Linked DNA regions of Homo sapiens: region 2 is linked to region 1. A link is a loop called in an ENCODE intact Hi-C map of the cell type or tissue named here. Cell type or tissue: heart left ventricle. All regions are shown on one strand.

Region 1 (8,000 bases):
ATGGCAATGGTAATGGGATATTATTCCCAGGATTACATTACTTCATCTTGCCAGTAGACTTGCTGTCATTCCGTTTGCTGGTTTTGGAAAATGCAGCTGCCACAAATCATACATGAATCAGATAGCCATAAGGAACGGAATGCTGCTGACATCCACACAAGTCGGGAAGTGAATCCTTCCCTAGTTGAGCCTCTAGATGAGAACCCAGGTCTGGTCCAATCATGATTGCAGCCTTTTGTGGCCCTAAACAGAAGACCCAGTTCAGCTGTGCCTGGACTTCTGACCTGCAGAAACATGAGAACATTTATGTGTGTTGTTTAAAGCTGTTAAATTTGTAATAATTTGTTATAAAGCAATAGATGACTAGTACAGTCTTTATCCTCATTTTGGAAAAGTATGCAATCTATATATATAATACATGTTTATAAAAACCTCAATATAGAAATATTTAGAGTAAAAAGTCACAATCCTTCTGTGTCCTCTTTATCCCACTTTGGAGTGGTAATCACCATTAACAATTTTGTGCATATCATTTTACAATAGACATCCACACCTATATAATTAAGAAATTACAGGCCGGGTGCGGTGGCTTATGCCTGTAATCCCAGCTCTTTGGGAGGCCAGGGCGGGCGGATCACAAGGTCAGGAGTTCGATACCAGCTTGGCCAATATGGTGAAACCCCGTCTCTACTAAAAATACAAAAAAATTAGCTGGGCATGGTGGTGGGTGCCTGTAGTCCCAGCTACTCGGGAGGCCGAGGCAGGAGAATCGCTTGAACCCAGGAGCCAGAGGATGTAGTGAGCTGAGATTGCACCACTGCATTCCAGCCTGGGTGACAGAGTGAGACTCTGTCTCAAAAAAAAAAAAAAAAAAAGAAGAAATTAAAAATTGGCTCATAATGTACATACTGTTCTGAGACTTGCTCTTTTTTTTACTCAGCTATGTCTTAAACCTGTATCATGTGGACTTCTAAATTACAGATAATCCATAATGTGGATATACTATAATTTAATCTGTCTCTTCTGCTTTTAATTTTTTATTGTTATAAAGAATGCCTGAGTTTACATCCTAGTAATCCATCATCAGGCACCTTATTTAAAAATGCACCCAGGGTTTGTTTTAATCAGACATTATACGATGACAGACATAGAGACAAGTTGCCTTTGAAAGAAGAGTTTATTTCTCACAGTTTCCAAGAGGAGGGAGGCATGCCACACCATGCAGGCCATGTGGAGAAGCACAAGGGTTGGTCAGGAGGCAGAAGTAGCAAGGAGAAGCATGGGTGAGAGCCTTTTTATATAGTGGTGGGATGTTCCCTATTGGACAGAAAGTGAAATACCGATGTTGGGGTTTGTAGTTGGAGGGTTTGTAATATAATTTCCAAGTGCCCACAAAAAGACAGGAATGGTAAGGATGTGGACAACTTTGGCTGTTAGTTTGGTCCATGATTTCAAGATGCCAAATTATCAGTTAGAATATCAAGAAGGATTATTATATGCCTGCATCTGTTTTGGGCTATTATGGACTCCTAGGTGAGAAATTGCTTTGTTGGTGGAGTTATTAGTTGGTTCAACATCTTGTGCAATGGTTAAAAATATATATATATATACACACACACACACATATATACATATATATACACACACATATATACATATATATACACACACACATATATACATATATACACACACATATACATATATACACACACATATATATACATATATATACACACACACACACATATACACATATATATACACACACATATATATAGGTTATTATGGCAAGATCTAATAGGATAAAGTTAAAAAGAAGTACATAAAGTATAGGAAGCTTCCGTTTGTGTTTGTGTATATGTGTTTTAGAGGCTCTGTGGATACATATGTGTTCGTGTGCAGGGAATCTTTCTGGGTACCACACATGAAACTGTTAAAGGTGGTTAGCTTTAGGGATTTGGACTAGTTTGGAGTGTACATTTAAAAACGTTCTTGTAAAAAAAATGTGTCTATGGTATTTCTAATAATCACACTCTTATTTTGATAGATACTGTTCAGTTGCCTTCTGAAATATCATCTTGTTAAAATGTTTGTGCATACACATTGCAAATTAATAAATTTGTATAACAGATATATATACATTTAAACATAAAAATAAAAAATTTTCTAGTAAATAAATGTTTGTGGATTCCACTTGTATTTCTAATTTGTGAAAGCAGAGGCCAAGTGAGGCAAGTCATACCATTTATGGATCTCCTACTGCATGCTAGGTACTGTTCTAGAAATCTTTTCCAAGTCATCAGATTGAATCCTCTCTATAGTCCAGTGAGGCTGACATCATTGCCCTTTTGTATTTATAGACAAGATAACAGCTTCAGGAAAGTCCAGTGACTTTTCCAGTGATGGATCCAATATTGGAATGCAGGGCCTTATGATTTCACACCCATGTTCTTTCTAGTGTATCATATAGGCATAAGTACTTTATGCAGCAAATATGGAAATTTCAGTTTTATCTGTTTTTTTCCACTTGTGCTGCGTCAGCAATCCTGGGCAGCTATACCTTTGTTTTTGGTTATTTCTAGGTTGAGCTGAAAGAAAGCAGTTTGCCTTTGTTCACATTCCACTTCTGACACTTGGCAACCATCTGTCCTCAGGCAAGTTACTTAATTTCTCTAAACCCCAGTTTCATCACTCGTAAATGGAGATAGTGGTAGTACTAACTTCGGGGTTAGTACTACCACTATCTCCATTTGCAAATGGAGTTGTAAGGACAAAGTGAAATAAGACGTGTAGAGCCCTTGACAGAGGGCCTGTTAAGTGTTAGCTGCGGCTACCACCATCATCACTGGTATGGTGATCATTATTGTAATAGTTCATCAGGGCCTTGCTTGTTAGATTGTTTGACCATGCTTTTGCTTCCCTAATTACTAATCCTCCCAAAGGGTATTATCTTAAAGTCTGTTGGTCATTAATTATTTTCAGTTACTAAAAGTCATTTTGTATTCCCTGAGAAAAATAAATTATGACTCTGCAGAAAGGTTATGATTGTAAGTATGAATCCTGCACAATATCAAAATAAAGAATGGTAATTCTATTTTAAAAGAGGCTTTATAGGAATCTTTAAACAATGTAATAGGCCTCTTTTTCAAGGATAGAAGGAACACACAGTGGCTGGCCTCATTGTTTACATTTTTTCACGCCATATATTTGAAGCTGCCTAAGTAACTGTGTGTTTTTTTTTTTTTTTTTTTGAGATGGAGTCTTGCTCTGTCACCCAGGCTGGAGTGCAGTGGCACGATCTCGGCTCACTGCAACCTCTGCCTCCCGGGTTCAAGCGATTCTTCTGCCTCAGCCTCCTGAGTAGCTGGGATTACAGGCGTGTGCCACCACGCCTGGCTAATTTTTTTATTTTTATTTTTAGTAGACACGAGGTTTCATCGTGCTGGCCAGGCTGGTCTCGAACTCCTGACCTCAGGTGATCCCCCTCCCTCGGCCTCCCAAAGTGCTGGGATTACAGGTGTGAGCCACCGTGCTCGGCTGGTAACTAATATTTTGATTTTAGTTCACATCATCTATATATTCTTCATGCTTTATCTCAAAGAACACAAAAGTAATAGGTTGTATTCTTGCTTTACAATTCTGTGAAAAATGTTTTGAAGCTTCTTGTTAATGGCTTGTAGTAATTTTATGTCTTTTCAGTGAAGTATACGTGGTCTGGTAGCTTATCACCAAAGTGCAGTGAGGTTCTGGGATAGGGAAAGATGTAAAAAAATGATTTAATAGCACTTATTATTTTTACTGAAAACTTTGATTAAAAGTTAGGGTAGGGTGAAGAGGAGTAATGTTAAATAAACCCTGACCTTTAAACACTGCTTTACAATGGAAGAAACACGTTGCTTCTGCTTATTTGAGAGGAATTTATTGATGAAAAAGAAGGCATTTAATTAGGTGCCATTTTATTAGGAGCCTACACCAGATTGCTTAGGATTTCTAGGAGAGTGCAAATAATTATTATTAACTACCTACTATTTTTACCATATCAGATTTAGGCTAATTTTATATAAATTATATTTATCTTTTAACTCATGTTGGGTCATCTAAATAATACATGTGTTCATACCTGTAAGAAAGAACTTGGAGAATAATTATCCTATTTTAAATAATTATAGAGGACTATAGTTTTTACATCTTTGCTTTAATGAGATTTTGCCATGGGTTATTTGATGCTAGATTTTAGTTTGGAATGAAGATTCTAATTATGGTCCTGCCCTTATGGAAAATGTGACTTGCTTTATAATGATCCTCTTTATGATATGGTTTTCCAGGAATGCATTGTGGCAAAAAGCTGGGATTCTGTATGTCTTACCCCAATATAGCTAGCATTTCATTTGTGTGTGCAGTTTAATAACATGGCCAGCAGATGGTGATCAAGTATAATGAAAACCCACTTGTGGTTGAAGAAGTTAATCTATGTGAGCAAACATTTTTCACTTTAAAAATATTGATTTAATTTTTTAGTCTGGGCATGCAAAAGAATCTTTTTACTTTGTTAAACTCCACTTTTATATGTAAATGATACTATATAACATTATAAATTGCTCCTCCTGAAATTGTTGGATAATTTAGCAAGGAGCCAATCAATACCTTTCCTTCTTAGTAAAACCTTCTTAAATATTACCTGCCAAAAGTACATTCATTTTATTTGTGAATAACCCTGATGTTTGGGCAGATATGTGTTCTACAGCAGTACTGTTCAATAGAACTTTCTGATGGTAATGTTCTATAGGCGGCACTGTCCAATACAGTCGCCACCAGTAAACGTGACTATTGAACACTTGAAATGTGGCTGGTGTGATTGAAAAACTGAATTTCTAATTTTAATTAACTTAAATAGCCACATGTGATTAGGGGCTACTGTGTTGGGCAGAACAGTACCAGATCCGAATCTTCTGCTTGGCCATTGCAAAACCTGACTGACCAGATGGAGAGCTGGTGGCCTGTTCTCTGTCTCGGTGGGGATGTGGGGTAGGAATGGGGACTAGGGCTTGGGTGCTGGTGCATAGAAACTGGCTCTGCCACATGGGAGACCTTTCTTCTGTGCTTACTTGCATTTCACGGGCAGCTCCCTTTTTTGGTGATGATCACCCATGATCAACATCTAGTTGCTCTTGGTCAATTTCTGCTGTCAGAGGAGCTCCTACTAACAAAAAAGAAACTGTTTATAAATAAATATACACACACACACACACACACACACACACACACACATATATGTGTGTATATATATATATATTTTTTTTGAGATGGAGTTTCACTTTGTTGCCCAGGCTGGAGTGCAATGGCACGATCTCGGCTCACCACAACCTCTGCCTTCTGTGTTCAAGCAATTCTCTGCCTCAGCCTCCTGAATAGCTGGGATTACGGGCGCCTGCCACCACGCCCAACTAATTTTTGTATTTTTAGTAGAGACGGGGCTTTACCATCTTGGCCAGGCTGGTCTTGAATGCCTGACGTTGTGATCCATATGCCTCGGCCTCCCAAAGTGCTGGGATTACAGGCATGAGCTACCATGCTGGCCATTTTTTTTTTTTTTTTTTTGAGATAGAGTTTCGCACTGTCGCCCAGGCTGGAGTGCAGTGGCGCGATCTCCCCTCACTGCAACCTCTGCCTCCTGGGTTCAGTGATTCTCCTGCCCCAGCCTCCCGAGTAGCTGGGATTACAGGTGCCCGCCACCACGCCTGGCTAATTTTTGTATTTTTGGTAGAGACGGGGTCTTGCTATGTTGGCCAGGGTGGGCTCCAACTCTTGACCTCAAATGGTCCTCCCGCCTTGGCCTCCCAAAGTGCTGGGATTACAGGCGTGAGCCACTGTGCCTGGCCAAATCTGACTAATTTGACAATCTTTTATACAATGGACACTTGCTGATAGACACTTAACCTTGTACTCTAGAAATAGGACTGCTACATAAATGAGAAGTGAAAACTGCTTGTTAGAGTACACAATAAAATACAACATTTCACACATATAAAACCTCTTAGCTACTCATTAATTTTCAACATTAATGTGCTAATTAAATGTCACTCTTAGGTATTTACTAAGATGAGGCCAAGTGGCAACTATTTGTAACTGGGATGGAGCAGCTTTGAAAATAATGGTCCTTGGGCCATTTAGGCTTTTTTCTCCCCCAGTAAGTCAGCTTTCTGACAATTTAGTCACATTTCTCTTTTTCTTTCTTTTAATGAGTGAGGCTTTGTAATGACATCTTTTAATTTCACAAGTTTCTGTTTGTCAGGTAATATTGAACAGTTTGGGTTGTCCTTTTTAATAAACAAAAATGGATAACAGCTTATATTTTAACATTTAATTTTAATGAAATTTAAATATTGAGTGTTCTAAGTCAGAGATATATTAATAAACAATGATTTAAATGTACGATTTTTAAATTTGTTTTTATTTTTAAGTTTTAAAATCAAGTGTGCCATTTTAAAGTAAGTAGTTGGAAATACGAAGTCTTAAAGTGTTTATGGATCTGTGCTCACCTTTTTCTAGTTTTGTTAAGCATCTCATTTTTTTTCATTTAGTTTTCTTTTTCTTTCTAATAAAGTTCTTTTTGAAAAATTAAAATAAGTATGTTGTGGATTTTTGGAAGTTATTTTCATTTTTTAATTTTCAGCATTATTTGATACTTTACTGGATTATTAATTGTTATTTATTTTTATGTTTCATAAGTATATTTAGTAATATACCCAAAGAAGACTGTTCTGCAGATGGTATATAACAATATTACCTGCTGCTCAGATAAATGAAAAGACAGAAAATCAGAAGTTCTCATTTTGGTTTTCTGATAATTTGTAATTCAGTAGTTGTATTACTCTTAAAATATTTTACAGCTGTGAAACATAGCATGCATGCAAAAAACATGTACAGTGCATAGGTACACTTTAAAGAGCCACTAGAAGATAAGCATTTCTATACTTTCAACCTAGCCAATAAATAGTATATTACAGTTCTCCAGAAGACCGCTGGGTACCCTTCTCCGATTGCCTCTTCCCTTTGCTTGAGAGGAAATTACTGTCCTGTATTTTGTGTTAATCAGTTATTTACCTCTCTATTTTGAATTTCATGTAAGTGGAATCATACTGTATATATTATTTTGAGACTTGCTCCTTTAACTCATCATATTTTTCAGATTTATCCATGTTAATAAATATAGCTATAGTTCATTCTTTGTCTTTTGGTAAAATGTTAAAATCAAAATACAACACACATACAACAAGACACATCAAAGTGTAAAGCTTGATGAAGTTTTACAAAATGTATATATCTGTGAAATCTCTTTCCAGGTCAAGATAGAGAATATAGCTACCTCCCCAGAAACTCTTTCTTGCTCTCTCCCAGTCATTTATCACCTCTTGAAGAAGGAACCACTATTCTGTATTATGTTACCATAGATTCGTTTTCATTGTTTTTGATTCATAAAGCGTGTTCCCTTTTGTTTCTGTCTTCTTTTGCTCAACATTATGTTGTGAGATTGATCCATGTTGTTGCATTTAGCAATGGATTTTTAAAATTATTGTATGAATATATCACAATTTATATATCCATTGTACCATGGTTGGACTTTTGGTTTTTGACATTACAAGTGATTCTACTGTGAATACTCTTTTACATGTCTCTTAGTACACAAGTATACACATTTTTTTGAGTGTTGACTTAGAAGTGTAATCATAGTAGGCACTGCTGATAAAATTTCTCAAAGTGGCTGTACCAGTTTACATTTCCACTAGCAAGATTGAAAGTTCCCATGGCTCTCCATCCTTGCTGAAACTCGGTTTGTAAGTTTTTAATAATTTTAGCAATTCTGGTATGGCAGATGTATAGTTTGAATTTGCATTTTCCTTCATGACTAATGATATCAAGATCTTTTTTAATGTTTATCGATGATTTGGATATCCTCTTATGTGAAGTTTCTGGTTGAGTCTTTGATCTTTTTTAAG
Region 2 (8,000 bases), 620 kb after region 1:
CCCACCACTGGGGGCAGAGGAACCAGCTTGCTTTCCCCAGGGTGAACCGGTGGCTCAGGAGGCCTCCCTTTTGTGGCCCCTGCTTTCTGCCCAGGTGAGCAACTGGACCTGGGCAGCAGGTTGGCGTTGAGCAGATTGTGGGATAGTGTGCTGGGTTGTCCTGGGGTCACCTGATTACCTGGGTTTCTGGTGAGGGTCAGTGACTGAACCACTTTTGTACTTTGCCCATAGGTCCTTCAAGAGGAGCGATCCTGTTAATCCTTATCACATAGGTTCTGGCTATGTCTTTGCACCAGCCACCAGCGCCAACGACAGTGAGATATCCAGTGATGCGCTGACGGATGATTCCATGTCCATGACGGACAGCAGTGTGTGAGTATCCTGGCCACCCTTCCGTGGGCTTGCTTGGGAGTGGATGCCACCTGAGCACTTAGCCAGAATCGTCTGTCATCCTCAGCTGGCTTTGCAGACCGCACCTGTGCATGTATGGACATCAGTTTGGTGGGAGGGGAGTATGACAAGGGTATGGTGCTGATTAAGGAGGATGACATGGTCATCTGGGTAGGGTAAAGCTTAGAGCTTTGAAAGTTGGGAGGATATTGTAACAGAAGAAAAACTAAAGGACAGTAGAAGATTAGGATGAATGAATATTTATAGATTCCTTGAGTTTAAAAAACCTTCTTCTGGTTGTCATCATCTGGTTGTCCCTGTGGGAACAGTTGCTTGGCTGGTCCAGAAACCCAGGTATCCTGTCTGCAGAACCAACAGCTGGGAGACAAGGTGGCATTAGAAGGGTCTGTGTTTAGGTATTCATTGTTTTTGGAGGAAAAGGCATTGCAAGTGGGGGTGAGAAAGCCAGAAATCTCTAAAGAGCCACAGTGTGTAATGTTCCGCATTGTTTTGTTTTTAAATGGACATCGTTTATTCAGTAAGTGTGGGTGGAGTGTTAGATACTCTGTGTTAGATACTGAGGACCCTAAGTAGGGGCTCTCTCCAAAGTAGTGTCTGATCTGGATCTTTGGCAGACAGCCTTTGATTTTTGAAAGTAACCCAAGACATTGGCGTGGTCCGATGAGGTCAGAAGGCCCTTAGTCAAGGTAACATTTTGAATTTTAGGTCATTTGAAGTCAAGTCATGGCAATCTCTGTGGATGGACAGCAGTGATCCTCAGTGAGTCTCATGAGGAGGGATGTGTAGCTGTGGCCTGGGTATCCCTGTCTCCGGCTGTCCTTTGAGGTTTTGGTTCAGGAGACCCAGAGTGGAGCCTGGGGATAGGGGATGGGTAAAATTCCCCAAAGGCTTCTCACCCAACACCCGGTTGAGATTCATTGTTCCAGAAATGGTCTTGAAAGCTTTTCAATGTTTTGGAGTCAGAATTTCGCCTGCTAAAGGAACAATTTTGAAAGGCAAACCCATTGAACCGTGTAAGTTCTGGCACACTTATTTAGAGTTTGTTCCTTTTAGCTTCCTAAAACTGGACCATCTATTATTCCAGTTTGTTTGAAACTATCTGGTTTTTACTGGCCAATGTCCTGTTGCCTGGCCTGTGGCATGGGACCAGTTGGAGGGAAAGTTGATGAGGTGAGTTTGGGAACCTACTATTTATTTTGCTGGTGGCTTTTATTGTGTTACCTCAAATTCCCTTGTTAGTACAGGGAGAGATATCCTCAAGGTGAAAGTTTGAATTTTAATAAAAATAGCATTTTGGCATTAGTACACGTCTTTCATCCAATATGGAAACAGGAAAGTACACATCTTTCATCCAATATGGAGATATGAGAAGTTTCACAGAAGTGAGTTTTCCATATTGACTGAAATTTCGGTATCCATACTTGAAAAAATTGTGCTTTGATAATTTTTTGGTGGACATATTTCTTAGAATACATTTTGCTCTGTCATTATTGCATAGTATTAGACAGGGCATAATTTATCTCTCAGTTATCCAAATAATATCAAGATCTGTTTGTGTACTTTGTTGTGGTATTTCTCTCATAGGCAATGAGGGTGCATAGGGTTATCTGACCCTTTCCCCTTTGAAAAGTTTCTCTTTTCTCTTTTCATTCTCCCTGCTGTTGTGTTTTGCTGTCTGTGTGCTTGCTTCTAGCAAGCATTCCTCCTGTAGCATATATTACTTTGTGGATTGTGTGGGAATCTTAGCATTATGTGTAAAATAAGAGTAAGTTGAAATTGATTGAAGGCATTGAGTGAATCTCCTAAGTCAAATGCAGTTTACGTCAGACGATAAGACTTCTGTTTAGTTTTCTTAGAGACTATTTTTGGCTTGCTTCCTGGTCCTTGGCTGCATGTCAGTCCCCATCATTGAGGTGTTATTCTGGGTTCATGATGAGATAACTTGGGTGTAGTCCCATACTTATTTCTGTTTGATCCTCCCAAGACCCAATCAGGAAGGCAGGCAGGCAGATACTTGGGACTTTACAGATGAGGAAATAAGGCCTGGTGCTTCCACAGCCATGCACCTCTGAGACAGACTTCAGGTCCAGGCCAGACACAGGCCCTGTACTTTGCCCGCTTTGCCCTTCCCCCAGGCATGAGCGTTCTCAACATGAGATCTGTGAATAGGACCGGTTGGTCATGAGACCTTTGAGCCACTTTGGGTTTCTTTTATTTATATTTCTTAGTAATCAAGACTGCTTTTTAGAAAGACTGGTTCTGGGAGGGGTAGAAGGGAGCAGGTTCTAAGTTCTCCCCTGCAGCCTCCCCATTTACTTCCTCTTCTTTTATCCCCTTCCCAGAAGAAAAACTTTCTTTTATTTAGAGGTGACTTTAAAGCTTTCACCCTTCCCCCTTTAGCTGAAGCACTTTGGATTCCAAGCATGGGGGAGCCACTTTTCAGGGATCAGAAAGGTTACCTTTGCCAGTCCCTATTCTAGGTGGCAAGGGTTAGTGTGTAGTTCAGTGAGGTCCACTTGGATACAGAGACAGAACAGGTCAAGTCCCTCATGTAGCGGCTTTCTCTTTGGGGCACAGTAGATACCTTTGGGTTCCTGGTGGCAGAACCTGTGAGTATTAATAAGCCTATCCTGTGGCAAAGCTGCCTTGGATGGATAGTGAATAAACCAGGAAGCCAGGAGGAAGTGCTGCAAGGCCTAGAGACCCGTGGGCTCATGGTGTTGGCTCTGTTCGTCCTGGTGGTGTTGAGTGGCTCTGTGCCCTCTCCCAATCAAGTGCGCAGGTTATCAGATTAACTGTCACAGTTGTGCCCACCTGGGCATTTATACTAATTAGGAGTGCATTTGGCATCCATGTGGGGTCACTGTCTCTTGGGCATTGTCTCATGCTGCCTCTAGTGGGGCTCACTAGAAAACATCAGAAGGGTCTCCAGACTTGTTGGCACTGACTCAAGCTGCCATTGGGTGCCAGGCATGGGGGTCTCTGGGGCCCTCCCCACTCTGCTGCAAGCAGACTTGGCGATGCAATGTGTTCTCTGGCCGACTGGCCCTGGGTGTGTGTGATCCTGCCCAGCACCGGGCGGTCACCCGGGATTCCCAGGGCTGGGATCAGACCTCCTCTTCAGAACTCTGCCAATTGTAGGCCTCGTGCAGATGAGAGCGCCGGGCGAGAAATAAAGTGTGTGGGGGATGAAAAGCTGAACTGAATCGCTTTCAGCCCATTGTTCATCCCGGGAAGCTTAGAGGGGATAAGAGGGTAGCAGGCCCCTTTGAAATTTCCTTGAACAAGTGAATAGGAGCGCCCCATAAAGCATGAAAAGAGCCCTGGCTGTTTCTCCCGTCACAATGGCCAGTGCGGGCTGTGAGGGGCTGGGGAGGGGGGCTGGCTGCCCTGCTGGGAGCTGGGGAGGGAACAGGGCTGGGGAGGGGGGGAGAGGGAGAGAGGGGGTCACAGGCAGCCTTCAATAGACTCCAGAAGGTTGGAGTTCATTAGACACAAACCCAGGAAAGCAATCGTCTCATTTGCGACAGAACCAATTAAGTCCTGGGGGCCTTTGCAAGAGGCCTGGGTAGAAGTTGGGGCAGTGCTGGCCTGCACTTGGTTGGTTATTCCAGGGAGCCACATGCCGGGGCCTGAGTGTGCAGAGCAGGCAGGGGCTTTAAAGAAATCATTGCCTTCTCCCAAAGCCTACTGCTGACTTCTGTTTTCCTGCTAAGTAAAAAGTCCTGTTAAAGATGGCTGGGCATTTGGGCCTCTGAGAAGGCTGTTTTATGAGCCTGTTACTCTGAAACCTGCATTCTCGGAAGAAATGGCTTAATTTTTTTTTGAGACAGAGTCTCACTCTGTTGCCAGGCTGGAGTGCAGTGGCGCGATCTTGGCTCACTGGAACCTCCGCCTCCTGGGTAGCTGGGACTACAGGCGTGCACCACCACGCCCAGCTAATTTTTCTATTTTTAGTTGAGACGGGGCTTCACCATGTTGGCCAGGATGGTCTCGATCTCTTGACTTCGTGACCCACCCACCTCGGCCTCCTAAAGTGGTGGGATTACAGGCGTGAGCCACCACAACCTGCCAAAAAAAATTTTTTTAACGTTAACTGCCAGACTCCCACCAAAATCCTTGCAGCACTGGAGGCAGAAGGCTTGTGGGCCATTCCAGGGCATCAGGCTTAGAAGGATGGAGTAAAGAGGGTGAAAATGTCAGAAGCAGCAGACTCTTTGCCGCCCAAGTGTAGCCATGGTTAGATGTTGCCAGGAATCATGAAAGCTAAGTCAGTGGTGTGGAGGCCTTTGTCTCTTCTTTCTGCTAGGAGTTGCTCTTGTAATCAGGATCAGCTACGTTTGTATGTTGCTTCAGCTCTGAGTGTCCCCAAATCAGCACAAGATGATTTTTTGGTGTTTCACACAGGGAATGTCGCGAGTTATTTATTTGTATTTCTTTATATCTTATTTATGGGGGTTTACTTTGGACACCAGGAAATGCATCTGAGTGAACTTCAAATACTAACCTTTTCCTACAAACCAGGCTTTTGATGTTGGCTGTGATCAGAGGCTGCCTTCAGAGTGGTTGCCAAATGAAGATGCGAGTGGACGCATGTGTGCATGAGTCTGCTATTTCAAAGTCGCCAGAAAATGACATTCAGGTTAGGTCGGGCACGGTGGAGTCAAAAGGCTAAGCTAATTGGCTCGGCTCAAATGGCAGCTAAGTGGAGTCCACACTTCAAAACCATGCTCCCCAGAAACAGCTGGGCCCGGCAGCAGGCTCGTTAACTAAAATGTTTATAATTAAAGGAGACCGTATAGGGACCACAACTCTGGTGCTCTCCAGCCCACAGGCTTGAGCAGCCAGGAAACTGATCACAGACTTTTAGAGCTTGAATAAAAGAAGAGAGGCCCCCTTTTGGAATGAGGGGCTGTTTTGGAAGAAGATTCTTGGCTGGAGGGAATTAAAGCCACATTTCCTTGAAGGTGCCTGTTAAGCCTTTCTGAGCCTCTACAGGCTGACATCTTCCTTTTCTGCTCTGGTTACAAGTTGCCTTTCCAGCAGTTTAGTCCTTCACCTGCCCTGGGTAATGGAGTGTGTGTGGTGGTGGTGGTGGGGGATGGGGGGCGGGGTATGAGGTGCTTATGAAATCATTTGTTCCTTTTGCCTTCAATATTGCAGTTATCTACTCCCCTCCCCATCCCTACCCCCATCCTGTTTTTTTTTTTTAACCTTATTATATGGAAGAAGAAAAAGAGGCATAAAAGCTCTACCACTGACTTTCATCTGGGAGAAGGAAGAGTGAAAGCTACCAGTGGAAATGTCAAGAGTCTTGGAGGGGGTGGACGGGGGACTCTTCTAGGACTCTTGAAGCCTTATGTCACTTGTGTCATGGTGGGGTCCATGGAGTGCTTGACTCCTGCCCCCAAGACTGTCAGGAACAGGGCTGAAGCAGAGTCATCCACTGTCTAAGTCCCTAGAAGAGAGATGGAGGATAGACATTGTCTTACAGCCCTAGGGCAGCAGAATTTGGTTAGACCAGCATGAGCCCAATCTGTGGGATACCGCCACCCCTACCATACAAGGTATCTTAGGTGAGAGATGGGGATATTCAGCATGGCTTGGGAACCACCTGGCGAGCCCCATAGCTAGTGAGTACTAGGTGGTTGGGGAGGACTTCCCAGAAAATTCCACAAATTTCCCCCTCATGCCTTATCAATGTCAGGTGACTGCGTGGGGCTTAGGAAATGGCATCTCCACATTAAGACCATCAGGAAGCTTGACTGCTGATTGGGGCTGGGAAGGGCATCTTATTGAAATGACCAAGTGTAGGTTGTTACAGATGCCTGTTCTGGAGTCCAGCAGTGGCTTGGGTATGAGTTGTCAATCTGCTACTGACTGTAACACTAGGTGAGCTATTGAGCATTTCTGGTCATCTGTAAAATGTGGCTCATTAAGGTTCTTATGAGAATGAAGTCTGATTATAGGTCCAATGTCTGACGTACAGTAGGGACTCGGTATCTATGAGCTGGCATTCTCAGGTTGGCATCAGTTGCCTTGGGTGCGATTTGGTTTCTGGTCAAGCCAGGCATGCTTATAAGTCCCGTTTTCAGCTACCCAAGGTGAAGACACAGAGTTTTGATAAATAATCTTTAGGTGGGCTTGGTCAGGTGCCGAGCCTCATGAGTAGGAGGCTGTTTCTCAGTCATGAGTAGAAGACGTGTTTCTCCAGCACTGGTCAGCCAGCTGCTGCGAATCCTTCCCACAGTGCTCTGTCTCTGCTCCATACTTACCTTTCTTTGGGGCAGTACTCACACTTGGGGGTAAGTTGTTGCTCTGGATACTGATCTCTCTTCTCTCCCTTCCCTACTCACCTCAGTGCAATTATCGTTTATGCACTCCTTAGCCAGGGTTTGGTTAACATACATTGGTTTGTTGATCTATTGGAATCTTCATTGTCCCTTGTGTTCCTGTTTTCTGACCTAGGTCAGTAGACTTCCTGAAAATGCAGCTATTTAGAATTCTAGGGCATTTCAGATAAGGAGCTAGAGGTTGACTAGTTACTCCTGGCTTGCCCCCTGGGTATTTTTAGACATTGCTAATTATCCTATTTTTCTTCCACCCTATGATGAACCAGACATTGGGGAAAGGGAAGTAGCCAAACACCCAATTTCAATATTTACAGCCTCCAAGTATGATTCATTATGAAAATGTTTGCACCCTGAGGCTTTTGTAAATAAGTGGCCTCCTGAAGGGACATCAATGGGAAAATAGTCACACCTTGACCATTCTGCTTTTAAGAAGGAAATTCTTTCTGGAAAAAATCATGGCAACTCTAGGTCATAGTTGTAGTGAACACTAGCTGGAGTGGCAGCTTTTTAAAAATTCTTCTACTTGTTAATGTTTTGTTTTTAAAAATATAATGGATAGGGGCCCATACTTCTTCAGGTCTTTGCCCAAAGGTCCCTTTCTCAATGAGGACTTGACACCCACATCCAATTTAAATTTGCAGCTTACCCACTCACCAGTGATTCTCCTTTTCCTGCTGTGTATTTATTCATAGTACATATCACTAACATACTATTTTTTATTTTGTTCATTGCCTGTGCCTCCCCATTAGAATGTAAACTTCAAGAGGGCAGTTGTTTGAATTATGTATCCACTTTGTCTACTGCTCTCTTGCCTAGTGCCTAGGAGAAGATCTGGCACATAGTAGGTGCTAATCTTTAAATGGATTGCACAGACCACCACATAGTAGGGGCTTTTCTCTTCATGCCCACATTGGTCATGTGTCTTTGAAAATTCATTGGTTGGGGGTGGTAGGGTTTGGAGCTGAGAGAAGGGGCCTAAATGTTATATATTCTTTTTATTAATCACGCTGTACTGGTTTATAAAAAGAAATACATTTGGAAATGACTAGGAGGTTGACTTGGAGAGTTATGCATGCTTCACTAATGCCTGATTTAGCCCTCTGTAGGTTTGGTTCTTATCCCTACAACTTTCTGCCCTGGCCCTATCCATAAGGCACTGGTTCCTGGTTTGAAGCAGTGGGAACAAGTGGGAGGACCAGTGGGGCCTGAGAATCTCCTACTTAGGGCACCTGTAAA

What was found. Peaks named below come from ENCODE experiments on the same cell type or tissue, not always from the same donor. Only the 100,000 strongest peaks of a DNase experiment are listed, where the experiment ranks them.
Region 2: it touches region 1 in a loop (2.5-fold over the local background); 24 of 110 quality-filtered maps call a loop at or near these places.

What each region holds. Positions count from the first base shown.
Region 1 is chr17:66,162,158-66,170,157 of GRCh38, reverse strand. All of the region lies in intron 4 of CEP112 (centrosomal protein 112), which reads left to right. Among named protein-coding and RNA genes, the nearest start is that of CEP112, 26 kb to the left of the region's middle. In heart left ventricle, a CTCF peak has its summit at 4,422 (motif pointing right); no DNase peak of the experiment used is centred here.
Region 2 is chr17:65,541,892-65,549,891 of GRCh38, reverse strand. AXIN2 (axin 2) reads left to right here. Exons shown (of 11, transcript NM_004655.4): 3 at 232-372. Among named protein-coding and RNA genes, the nearest start is that of AXIN2, 16 kb to the left of the region's middle. RefSeq lists a silencer at 7,035-7,235. In heart left ventricle, no CTCF peak of the experiment used is centred here; a DNase peak (open chromatin) is centred at 3,476; H3K27ac peaks cover 4,432 bases.